Regions from separate parts of the Homo sapiens genome. Here region 1 is linked to region 2. A link is an interaction called in ENCODE POLR2A ChIA-PET data of the cell type or tissue named here. Cell type or tissue: MCF 10A. All regions are shown on one strand. Links, peaks and the distances in the headings refer to the core of each region. The heading gives the core; the rest is flanking DNA. Region 1 has its middle 180 kb from the start of TFAP2C. Region 2 overlaps LOC105372687 (a long non-coding RNA gene).

The links. Peaks named below come from ENCODE experiments on the same cell type or tissue, not always from the same donor. Only the 100,000 strongest peaks of a DNase experiment are listed, where the experiment ranks them.
Region 1: POLR2A ChIA-PET joins it to region 2 with 5 read pairs; 2 of 35 experiments call an interaction of 5 or more read pairs at or near these places.

The regions. Positions count from the first base shown.
Region 1 is chr20:56,805,910-56,811,282 of GRCh38, forward strand. No RefSeq gene overlaps it. Among named protein-coding and RNA genes, the nearest start is that of TFAP2C, 180 kb to the left of the region's middle. RefSeq lists enhancers at 856-1,486, 1,487-2,116, 2,748-3,376. In MCF 10A, for the core only: no CTCF peak of the experiment used is centred there; DNase peaks (open chromatin) are centred at 3,052, 3,942 and 4,402.
Region 2 is chr20:57,292,824-57,298,196 of GRCh38, forward strand. LOC105372687 (a long non-coding RNA gene) reads right to left here. Exons shown (of 12, transcript XR_007067670.1): 7 at 1,407-1,560. Among named protein-coding and RNA genes, the nearest start is that of MIR4325, 26 kb to the right of the region's middle. RefSeq lists an enhancer at 1-23. In MCF 10A, for the core only: no CTCF peak of the experiment used is centred there; no DNase peak of the experiment used is centred there.

The DNA of each region.
Region 1 (5,373 bases), core at 81-5,080, 490 kb before region 2:
GAGTCTCTTCTCAGCCTCAGTTTCCCCAGGTATAGTGACTCAATCCCCTCACTTCCTTCCTTTCTGTGGTGCCAAGGGGCTCGACACCCCTGGGCAGGGAGATGGGTGCCTTCTGATCCATGGTGAAGCCTTGCCTGGCTTGCTCTGGGAGAGGCAAGCAGGTAGCCAGCGCCTCAGAGGCACAGGGCCTTTGCAGCAGTGGCGCCACATGCCGGCAGCCTCCCCCAGGGTGAGGTGGCCTATTATACACACTGGCTCTGGGGCCAGGTGAGTGGCCTGTGTTCAAATCCTGCCTCTGCCACTTATAAGCTCAGCAGCCTTAGGCAAAATGCTGGGCCTCTCTGCAGCCGTCTTACTTGCAGGGCACGGATGATGCTGGCTCACCCGTTCCTCGGGAGAGTGAGTGAGTGAGTTCACAGAGAGCCCTGGGGACAGCGGGGGCTCAGCTCAGCACCCTGCCTCCTGCCTCAGGTTGGACCTTGTCCCTGGCTACCTCCTTCTCCCCCCAGCATGGCCCCTTATCTGGCCCTCCTTCCTCAGAGAGGCCTGCCCGGGCCACCTGGCGAGTGTAGCTTGGTCCCTGTGGCCTCATAGTACCCTCCTTTTTTTTTTTTTTTTTTTGAGACTGGCGTTGCTCTGTAGCCCAGGCTGGAGTGGAGGGGCACCACCATACTTCGCTGCAGCCTCAACCTCCCCAGGCTCAAGTGATCCTCCCACCTCGGCCTCCCGAGTCACTGGGACTGCAGGTGCACACCATCACACTCTGCTAATTTTCACATTTTTTGTAGCAATGGGATGTTGCCATGTTGCCCAGACTGGTCTCAAACTCCTGGGCTCAAGTGATTCTCCTGTTTCGGCCTCCCATAGTGCTGGGATTGCAGGGGTGAGCCACTGTGACTGGCCTCTCATAGCATCCTCTTTACCTCCTTGGCTGAGCTCGTCACAACTTACAACTTGATATTTATTCCTCTAGCCTTTTCCTTCCCCACTAGACTGTAAGGTCCGTGAGAGCAGGTCTGTCTGTTCCCCATGGTGTCTCCCCGGAGCCCAGCAGCGTGTTGGCCCACAGAAGGCACTGAGTACTTTCGTGCTGAAGAAGCTTCCAATAACCCTGACAGATGGAGAAGCAAATCCTGCTGTGTAGACCAAGAGGGGGAGGGGCTGCAGAGGCAGGGGGATTGGGGGTAAGACTGGATATTAGGAGACAGTGAGGAGAGGCAGTCACGCCCCGCCGGACAGCCGCCCACTTGCAGGGCACAGGCGGCATAAAGCAGTTTATTCAGGGAGCCCCAGGCCCACCAGGACAGCTGATCAAGGCAGGGACACGGCCAGCCACTGCGTTTTTGACACGACTTGCTGGCTCAGCCCTGGAGAACGTAATTATAAACCCCAACTCCACGAGGAGGAGGAGTTTCAGCCTCTTTTTCCCTGAGTATTTTGTGGAGCCCAAGGCCCAGGCCCGTGAGCCAACTCCCTGCAGGGTGGCTGAGCAGGCGCGGGTTTCTTTTCACCTTGCTCATTAGAGGATTAACAGTGAAGAAAAAAGCCATAAGGACAGCCACCGGGCACACACTGTCACCCGTGACCTCCTGCATCCCCCGGGGTTCTTCTTTCTGCCAGGGCAGACAGACATAGGCACCTCTCACCCTGGCTGCATGCAAATGGGCCTCAGTTTCCTGAATTGCTCACCTCAGGGGCGGTGCCAAGGGGAGATGAACATACAAATGAATGAACTAACATACTCTCTAAGTAAAAACCATGCTTCCTCTGTGAGTGGAGGCTTCAGACATGCCTAGGCTCCCCTTACATCTGGGCTTAGCCTTGAGCCCCTCCGAGGCAGAAATTCTGAAACCCCTTTGTCTCAACTTGAACTCAGGAGCCCTGTTTCTCCTCCATCCCTGTCCCTTCCTCCTACTCATTTGCCAAGTGACCTCGCAAACTCATAGAATGTCTCTGGAATAATACTTGCCCGACTGTCATCTCCTCCCTCTTACCTTCTCCACGGGATGTGAATTTCTGGTGACAAAACGTCCCTGCACCTTTAACCAAATCACTTCCAAACCTCACTGAGCCCCGACTTACTCATCTGCAAAATAAGACCGTGGCAGCGGAGCTCCCCACGCACACACCATGGCTCACAAAGACAGCGGGAATTTGGGGGAGCGCTCCTGGGGAGGTGGAGAACAGGTTAAAGGGGTGGGTGTGGTGGGATTAATTTGTTCCTCACAAGGTCTTCAGTGCTTCTGCTTTTAATTTCCTGTACCTCTTGGAAAGGGATTAACATCTTATTGCTCAAAGCAGTGACTGGGGAGAGGCGTGAGCAGGAAAGATGGTTCTAAGATGGAGTGAGTGTCTCAGGTGGGAGGGAGGCGGCTGGGGCCGAGGTGAGGCTGGGCTCTCTGGCTTTCCTGGCAGGGGAGTGCTTCCTCTTCCCTAGTTCACACCTGACCGGCCTGCTGAGCTTTCCACGGGCTGTGGGAGTGAACCCTCTAAGTTTTTTCCAGCCCTTCCTGCAGAGGTAATGTCTATCCTCGTGTGTGCCTCTAGGAGCTGCTGGATTAAAATAGTTAAATCAAGGAAGGACCCAGCCAAGCCATCCCCACCCATGGCTGGGGGCCTGTCCCAGGGCCAGCCTGCCTCCCGGGTGCTGTTTCCGGGTTTCCTGGGGAGCTTTCATCCCTGGGCACAGGGTGGTTTGTGCACAGCGAGGAGAGGAGGTGGGAGCCTGGCGGAGTCCAACCTGACCCCACTTGTTTGTTCCCTTCAGAGGCTTCTCTGCCCCTTCCCAGAGCTCCCTCTATGAAATAACTTGTTTGCTGAAAAAAAAACTTTCTTTACTCATTTTATTGCTGGTAAGTGTCCTGGTACAATAACTTATTGTGTGTTGGTCTGAAGTGAGGGTGGGGTGCGGAGAACCTTGGGAGCTCCAGCTGCCCCTTGCCCTCCCCCACTTGAACAGGTAAGACTTCCGAGATCAGAGGTGGAAGCTGGGAAGCCCTGGAGGCTCAGGAGCAAGCAGGAGCGAGTCTCCACTTGCCTTCAGCCTCTGCTTTTGAAGTGTGATTGCCTTGCAGATGGGCTCCACCCACACAACCGGCCCTTCCCTGGCAAAGGCTGGGCAACCGCTGCTCCCGCCCAGCATCCCCCAACCCACACCTCACCCCCCGCACCCCACATACACACATCTGTGCTCTGCGGATTCCCATGGAATCTTAAGGCCCTTAATAAGGAGTCCACACGCTGGGGCAAATGCACGATCTGAGCAGGTGTGTTCATCTGGGCTTCTAGTTGAAATCAAGTCTGAGGTCATTTCTGTTGGAAGAAGACTTACTCATTTATTCATTTATTAATTCATTCAACAAATATTGATTTACTGCCGACACCACATGGGCCACATGGCCATGCTGGGGATTAAGAAGAATGGGCTGGGGGTGAGCATAGCAGACACTCCTGCAGTTTGCCAGGGGAGAGAGACACGGAACAGATTCGAGAATAGGGGCAGACCAGGCACCTGCCATGTGCCAGGCACTCACCTGAGAGCTTTGCCTCTAGTATCGCATTTAATCTTCATAAGAACCTGATCCTGTAGGTTGATTGTTAGGATCCTCAATCAGGGAACCAAGGCTGACAGAGGTCAAGAGACTTGCCCGAGGTTGCTCAGCCAGTGAGGAGCAGGGCCTGGATTTGAATACGAGGTGCCTGGTTCAGAGGCCACACCTATAACCAGGACCCTGCATGCCTGTGATGAGTTCTTAATCGCCGTGAGAAGGCCAGGAGCGAACAGCAGGGTCTGCTCTGGGCGATTCTAGAAAGGGAACCTGATTCAGGCTGGAGATCAGCAAGACTGTCGGAGGAAACGCCCTTGAAGCTGCACTTGGAAAGATGGGGAAGAATCAGATGGGCCAAGAATGGAAGCATGTTCCAGGAAGAGTGAACGGCATGTGCCAAGGCCCCGAGGCAGAAGAACGTGGTATGTGGGAGGAATGCACGGAGGCTCATGTGGCTGGAGCCAGCACACAGGTCCTGTCCCTTTTGTAGCAGATGCAGTTCCCTACTCACCAATTGCTCGCCCTTCTCCCACCTAACCAACAGCACCCCGCTTCTCTCCCCCACAGCCCCGAGGGAGGGTGAGTTTCAGGAAAGGTAGGCTCCAACCCAGGTGTGGCAGAAGCTATTTTCTCCAAATGGCTATAATGATCTCTCTGGCCTCACATGCTCTTCCGGGGCCTTGCCACACTCTGTTAAGTGGCAGAGGTGATTGATTTCCCTGTCATTTGAGCCTGGGTGGATTCTGTGGCTGCTTCGGCGACTAGAATGCAGTGGAAGTGAGCCTGAATGACTCCTGAGGTCAGGTCAGAAAAGGCGATGTAGCTTTTGCTTGTCTCTGTCTCTCCCCCACCCCCTTCATCCCTGGAACCCAGCCACCATGTTGGGAGGAAGCCCAAGCCTGCCCACATGGGTAGAACACATGGAGAGGCCCATGAAGAAAAACAGGCCTCCAGCCAACAGCCGGTCTCTACCACCAGATATGGAGTGAGTGAGCCTTCGGATGATTCTAGCCCCAGCCTTTAAGACTTCTGACTGAGGCTCCAGACACCTTAAAGCAGAGACAGGCTGCTTCTGCCACCCGAATTCTTGACTCAGAATCCATTAGCATAAAAAATGTTTATGCTTCTAAGTTTGAGGATAATTTGTTACACAGCTATAGTAACTGGGTTGCTTGTCTGATAAGCCCATTCCCCTTGCCAGGGATTGGTTTGAGGGTGGGCTTGGGATTCAACTCCAGCCAATGAGAAGTGAGGGGGTGTCTACTGAGGGGACTTCTGGGGAAGATTTCCTGCTCTTGAAAGAAAAGTATTAGCCAGGCACAGTGGCTCATGCCTGTAATCCTAGTACTTTGGGAGGCTGAGGGGGGTGGACAGATCACTTGAGCCCAGAAGTACAAGAGCAGCCTGGACAACATGGCAAAACTCTGTCTCTATAAAAAATACAAAAATTAGCCATCTGTGATGGTGCATGCCTGTAGTCCCAGCTACTCAGGAGATTGAGACAGGAGGATCACGTGAGTCTGGGAGGTCGAGGCTGCAGTTAGCCAAGATTACTCCACTGAACTCCAACTTGGGTGACACAGTGAAACCCTGTCTCATTAAAAAAAAAAAAAAGGAAGGAAGAAAAAAGTTATCAAGAAGATGCAGTCCTTTACTCCCTCCAGATGAGGCTGTATGAGAAGATAATAACTGGGCAATGGCAGCCACGTTTAGACTATGAGGGGAGTAACCCAAAGATGGTGGAATACAAAAAGAGGAAGAATCTTGGTCCTTAAGTGAATAAGCCATGGATTATCCAACCTTGGGCCCACCCCACTTCAGTGAA
Region 2 (5,373 bases), core at 220-5,219:
AAGCTGTGGGTGGCCCAGGCTGCACCTGGGGCTGGATGCCGGGAGGCCACAGAGTGAAGCTGAGGAGCCCAGACCAGTGTGCAGGGGAGGGGACAGCGGATGGGGAGGGGCACACAGATGGCTGCCCCAGGAGGTACTCACCTGGAGGCTATCTCAGAGCAAGGATCCCTCCCATCTCCCTTCCTCAACTTTGGGGGAATCTCTGCCCTCCCTCCCTTCCCACTAAGTGGTATCAAACCCTCGCCTGGAGGACAGTTTTGCCCTCTCACAGATAGAAGCCTGCTCAACTTTGACATCTGTGCCGAAATCATCCCAACCACCCCCATAGATCTCCAAGGGCACTGTCACTGCCATCCACAAATGACACCAAATCCACCAATGATGTACAAAGGGAATGCCTGGGGGAGAGGGGTCATCTAGTGGACCAGGAGTCTTGGGTGCCCATAAACTTCTTAAACCACTTTCATGTGAATTCTCTTTAATTCAACAGATCATAATTCCAAATCTGGTTATACCAGCAGGCTGATCACAAGTGAACATTTAAGCTCTGTGCCTTGGTTTCCCCAACAGTAAAGTGGGGTAAGGAGGGTTCCTACTTAATGGGGTGGCTGTAAGTATTGCAATGGCAGAATCTACATGAAGTGCTCGGTCGTTGTGAGCTGTGGGCCTCTGTGTTCTGCTTCTGCTATAGTGGAGGAAGGCCGAGTTCACAACAGCACACCTGGATACACTCTTTCTGGAAGTCGGTGTTGGAATATGGGTCAGAAGGTGAAACATACTTCTTACCAGCCATGTGATCTCAATTATTTAACCTCTCCGTGCCTCCATTTTTACACCTGGAAATGGGACTGACAATGCCTGATTCATAGATCATTGTGAGGATCAAATTAATTAGTAAACGGGAAGTGCATTAAACCATGCCTGGATCCAGTGGGCACTTGATTGATATTACGGCTATTATTTGGCCCAGATTCTATTTTTACAATTGTAACTCCAACTTTCAATTTTACAATTCCTCAAGTGTCATATCATATGCGTATAATGCTGTTTGTTGCTGCAGAGCTATTTGTAATGGCAAAGAATTGGCAGCCACTTAAATATCAAACCATGGGGTGGGAACAATATACTGTAGATCAGCTGTCCCCAACCTTTTTCGCACCAGGGACCAGTTTCATGGAAGACCATTTTTCCACGGACTGGGAGGAGGTGGGGGGAATGGTTTTGGGATGAGGCTGCTCCAGCTCAGATCATCAGGCATTAGTTAGTCTCATAAGGAGTGTACAGCCTGGATCCCTCGCATGTGCAACTCACAACGGGGTTCATGCTCCTGTGAGACTCTGATGCTACTGCTGATCTGACAGGAGGCGAAGCTCAGATGGTAATGCTCACTCTCTGCCAACACTCACCTCCTGCTGTGTGGCCCCATTCCTAACAGGCCACAGACCGGTGCTAGTCCTCGCCCAGGGGTTGGGGACCCCTGTTACAGATCATCCATATGATGGGATTCTTTGCAGCGGTTAAAAAAGGATGACTCTATTTGGAATAATGTCCAAGATGTGCCTAAAGTTAAAAAGGAAACAAGAAGAAGAAGGTGACTAAACAATATGCAGTTATTCCATTTTAGTTTAAAAAATATGGTCAGGGTAGGCAAATACATTCTAAAGGAATTTTCACAAACTGCTCATTTCTAGAGAAAAGGATTCACTTTCTCCACTTATGTTTCTATATTTTTATAGTGAGAATATATGACTTTTGTAATCGACAAATAATATCATAACAAGAAGTGCACATTAAAATGAAAATGGCCATGATTGCTGTCTTTGGAGGAGGGTGGGAACAAACCGTGAAATACTGTGACTCTGGAAAGGGGGAGAGCCCAGCTCCAGAGGTCAAATTCCACTGCAGTGACCTGGAAAGGGCTGTCACATACTTTGCAAAAGGAATCTCAGGGCATTGAGTGTGACTTTAGGTAGGTGACCCAAGGGCTGTGCTAGGAGATATGTTGCTAATCAGAGGTGCAGGCAGACAAGGAGTGGGGCCTGCCGTGCTCCATCAGCCCCCTCAGGACACCTAGAGAGACCTGCCAGCTGCTCAGACCAGGGAGACTTTGATCTAAGGGGCAACAGATGAGATTCTCCCTCCTTGGGATGTGGCCACTTCAAAGTGGAAGAGCAAAGAGCAGATTGGGGGACGGAAGGCTGAGGTGGCACAATCCTCCTTTCCCCCCGTCTTCCTTGCACACAGCTTCTTCTTCAGCCATTCTGGGTTCATGAAATGTCACAGAGCTGTCCAGGTCCTAGGCATAACCAGTGCTACCATTGTTGAGGGCTTTCTGCAGGCAGGCACTGCGCACTAAGCACTGTTTTATTTTATTTTTTTATTTTATTTTATTTGAGACAGACTGGCTCTGTCGCCCAGGCTGGAGAGCAGTGGTGCAATCGTAGCTCACTGCAACCTCCACCTCCCGAGTTCAAGCAATTTTCCTGCCTCAGCCTCCCGAGTACCTGGGATTACAGGCATGCCCCACCACACTTGGCTAATTTTTTTTTATTTTTGGTAGAGATGGGGTTCACCATGTTGGCCAGGCTGGTCTCAAACTCCTGTCCTCAGGTAATCAACCTGCCTCGGCCCCCCAAAGTGCTGGGATTACAGGCATGAGCCACTGCTCCTGACCACATTAAGCACTTTCTAAGGCTCACTTTCTTCCACCTCCTGAATAAGCCTGTGGGTTATGTTATTATCCCCCATAGTACAGTCCAGAGCCTGAAGCTCAGAAATTTAAATATTTTTTACAAGTCACACAAATAATAAATTGTACATTTTGCAAATCTTACAAATTTGTGCACTTTTTTGTACAGATTACAATTTTCACAAACTGTAAAACCTGGAATTTCAATTGATTTTGTGTTGAAACCGTCATAAACAATAAATCAACCAACCAGCAAACAAGAATGGTGTTGCGGGAAAGCTCTATAGAGACTCATTTCATTGCCTAACAAATATTAGATTGAGCATCTTTTATGCACAGCATACTGTCCAATTGTTCTAGGTCCTGAGATGCCTCCTAGTACTTTTATTTTTATTTATTTATTTATTTTTTAGATGGAGTTTCATTCTTTTTGCCCAGTTTGGAGTGCAATGGTCCGATCTCAGCTCATTGCAACCTCTGCCTCTTGGGCTCAAGTGATTATCCTGCCTCAGCCTCCCAAGTAGCTGGGATTATAGGCGCACACCACCACGCCTGACTAATTTTGTATTTTTGGTAGAGACGAGGTTTCACCATGCTGGCCAGGCTGGTCTCAAACTCCTGATCTGCCCGCCTAGGCCTTCCGGAGTGCTGGGATCACAGGCATGAGCCACTGTGACCACTTCCTCCTAGTACTTGAAACAGTGCCTGACACCTAACAAGGACCCCAAGTGATATTTCTGGTATTTCTGAATGAATGAAAGAATGAATAAGTAAATATGAATGATAATTTTTTTAAGACAGGGTCTCACTCTGTCACCCAGACTGGAGTGCAGTGGCTTGATCATGGCTCACTGCAGCCTTGACCTCCCAGGCTCAAGCAATTTTCCCACCTCATCTTCCCAAGTAGCTGGGACCACAAAGCCTGTGCCACCACACCCAGCTAAGTTTTTTAGTTTTTGTAGAGACAGGTCTCATTATGTTGCCCAGGCTGGTCTCGAACTGCTAGGCTCAAACGATCCACCAGATTTGGCCTCCCAAAGTGCTGGGATTACAGGCGTGAGCCACCGTGCCTGGCCAGTTCTGCTCTTGAGCAGGACCAAGATCATTTTTGTACAAGGTTATTTATTGCAATTCTCTCTGTAGAAGCAAATGATCAACCAGCACCTAAATATTTCCAGCAAGGCGGCCTCATCACGGCACATCCACTCATGAATTTCATGTCCTGAAGTGAAAGGAGCTTTGAAAGACGGCTCAATGGAAAAAGCAAGACGCAGAAAAGAGTGCATAATATTCTGCCGTTTGTGTTAAAACGGGGACTATATATATACATATACATATATTTGTATTGCCTTTTATCTATAAAAAATATCTGGGAGGATAAATAATGAACTATTAATAGGGCTTTCCTATTGGGATGGGAACTGGGGTCGATGGACGGGGGCAGGGTGGGAGGGGGGTTCTTAGTGTTAACTTTTACATACTTTTCGAACTAGAAGCTGTCTGAATGTTTTACCCACTCAAAGTGCTAAATAATTTTTATTGAAATTCTGTTAGTTGAATTTTACTAAAATTCTTTTAGGATAGCCAAAAAAAAAAAAAAAAGCTTAAAATACCAACTATTGATGAGAAGGTGGTGCAGCTGGAACCCTCCTGCGTTTCAGGGTGGATGCTCCATGGGCTCCACCCCTTGGGAGCTGCCGGGCAGCACCCACTCAAGCTAAGTGCACACTCTCCTTGAGGGCATGAGCAAGACAAGTGCACGCACATCGGCACAAAGAGAAGCACAGGACTACTCAAAGCAGCTTGGTTCCTTAGAGCCAAGAACTGGAAACAACTCAAATATATACATCAAAAATAGAATGGATAAATAAGTTATGGTAGTCTGGGTGCGGTGGCTCACACCTGTAATCCCAGCATTTTGGGAGGCCGAGGCAGGCAGATCACAAGGTCAGGAGTTCAAGACCAGCCTGACCAACATGGTGAAACCCCATCTGTACTAAAAATACAATAAAATTAGCCAGGCATGCTGGCGTGTGCCTGTAATCCCAGCTACTCAGGAGGCTGAGGCAGGAGAATCGCTTGAACCCAGGAGGCAGAGGTTGCAGTGAGCCAAGATTGCACCATTGCACAGCCTGGGCAACAGAGCGAGACTCTGTCTCAAAAAAAAAAAATTATGGTATATTCATCAGTAGAATACTACACAGCAATGAAAAATAGCAACAACCATCAATGAATCTCATGGACGTTGTGTTGAGACAAAGAAGCCAGACACAAAACAGAACTTACTATATGATTCTATTTACATAAAGTTCCAAAGCTAATCGACAGTGAGAGAATTCGGTACAGTGGTTACCTTTCCGCTAGGATGGGGAGAAGTGCTGCCTGGAAAGGGGCTCAAGAAAGTCCTCCGGGGTCATGGAAATGTCCTATCTCTTATTCCATATGTATGGAAAAATTCATCAAGCCATTTATCTAACAATGTGTGTGCTTGATGTAAAGTTTGTAACTCCATTAAAAAAATATCCAGCCTGGGCAACATGGTGAAACCTTGTCTCTATAAAAAAAAATACAAAAATTAGCTGGGCGTGGTGGTACATGCCTATAGTTCCAGCTACTAGGGAGGCTGAAGTGGGAGGATCACTTGTGCCTGGGAGGTTGAGGCTGCGGTGAGCCATAAGCATGCC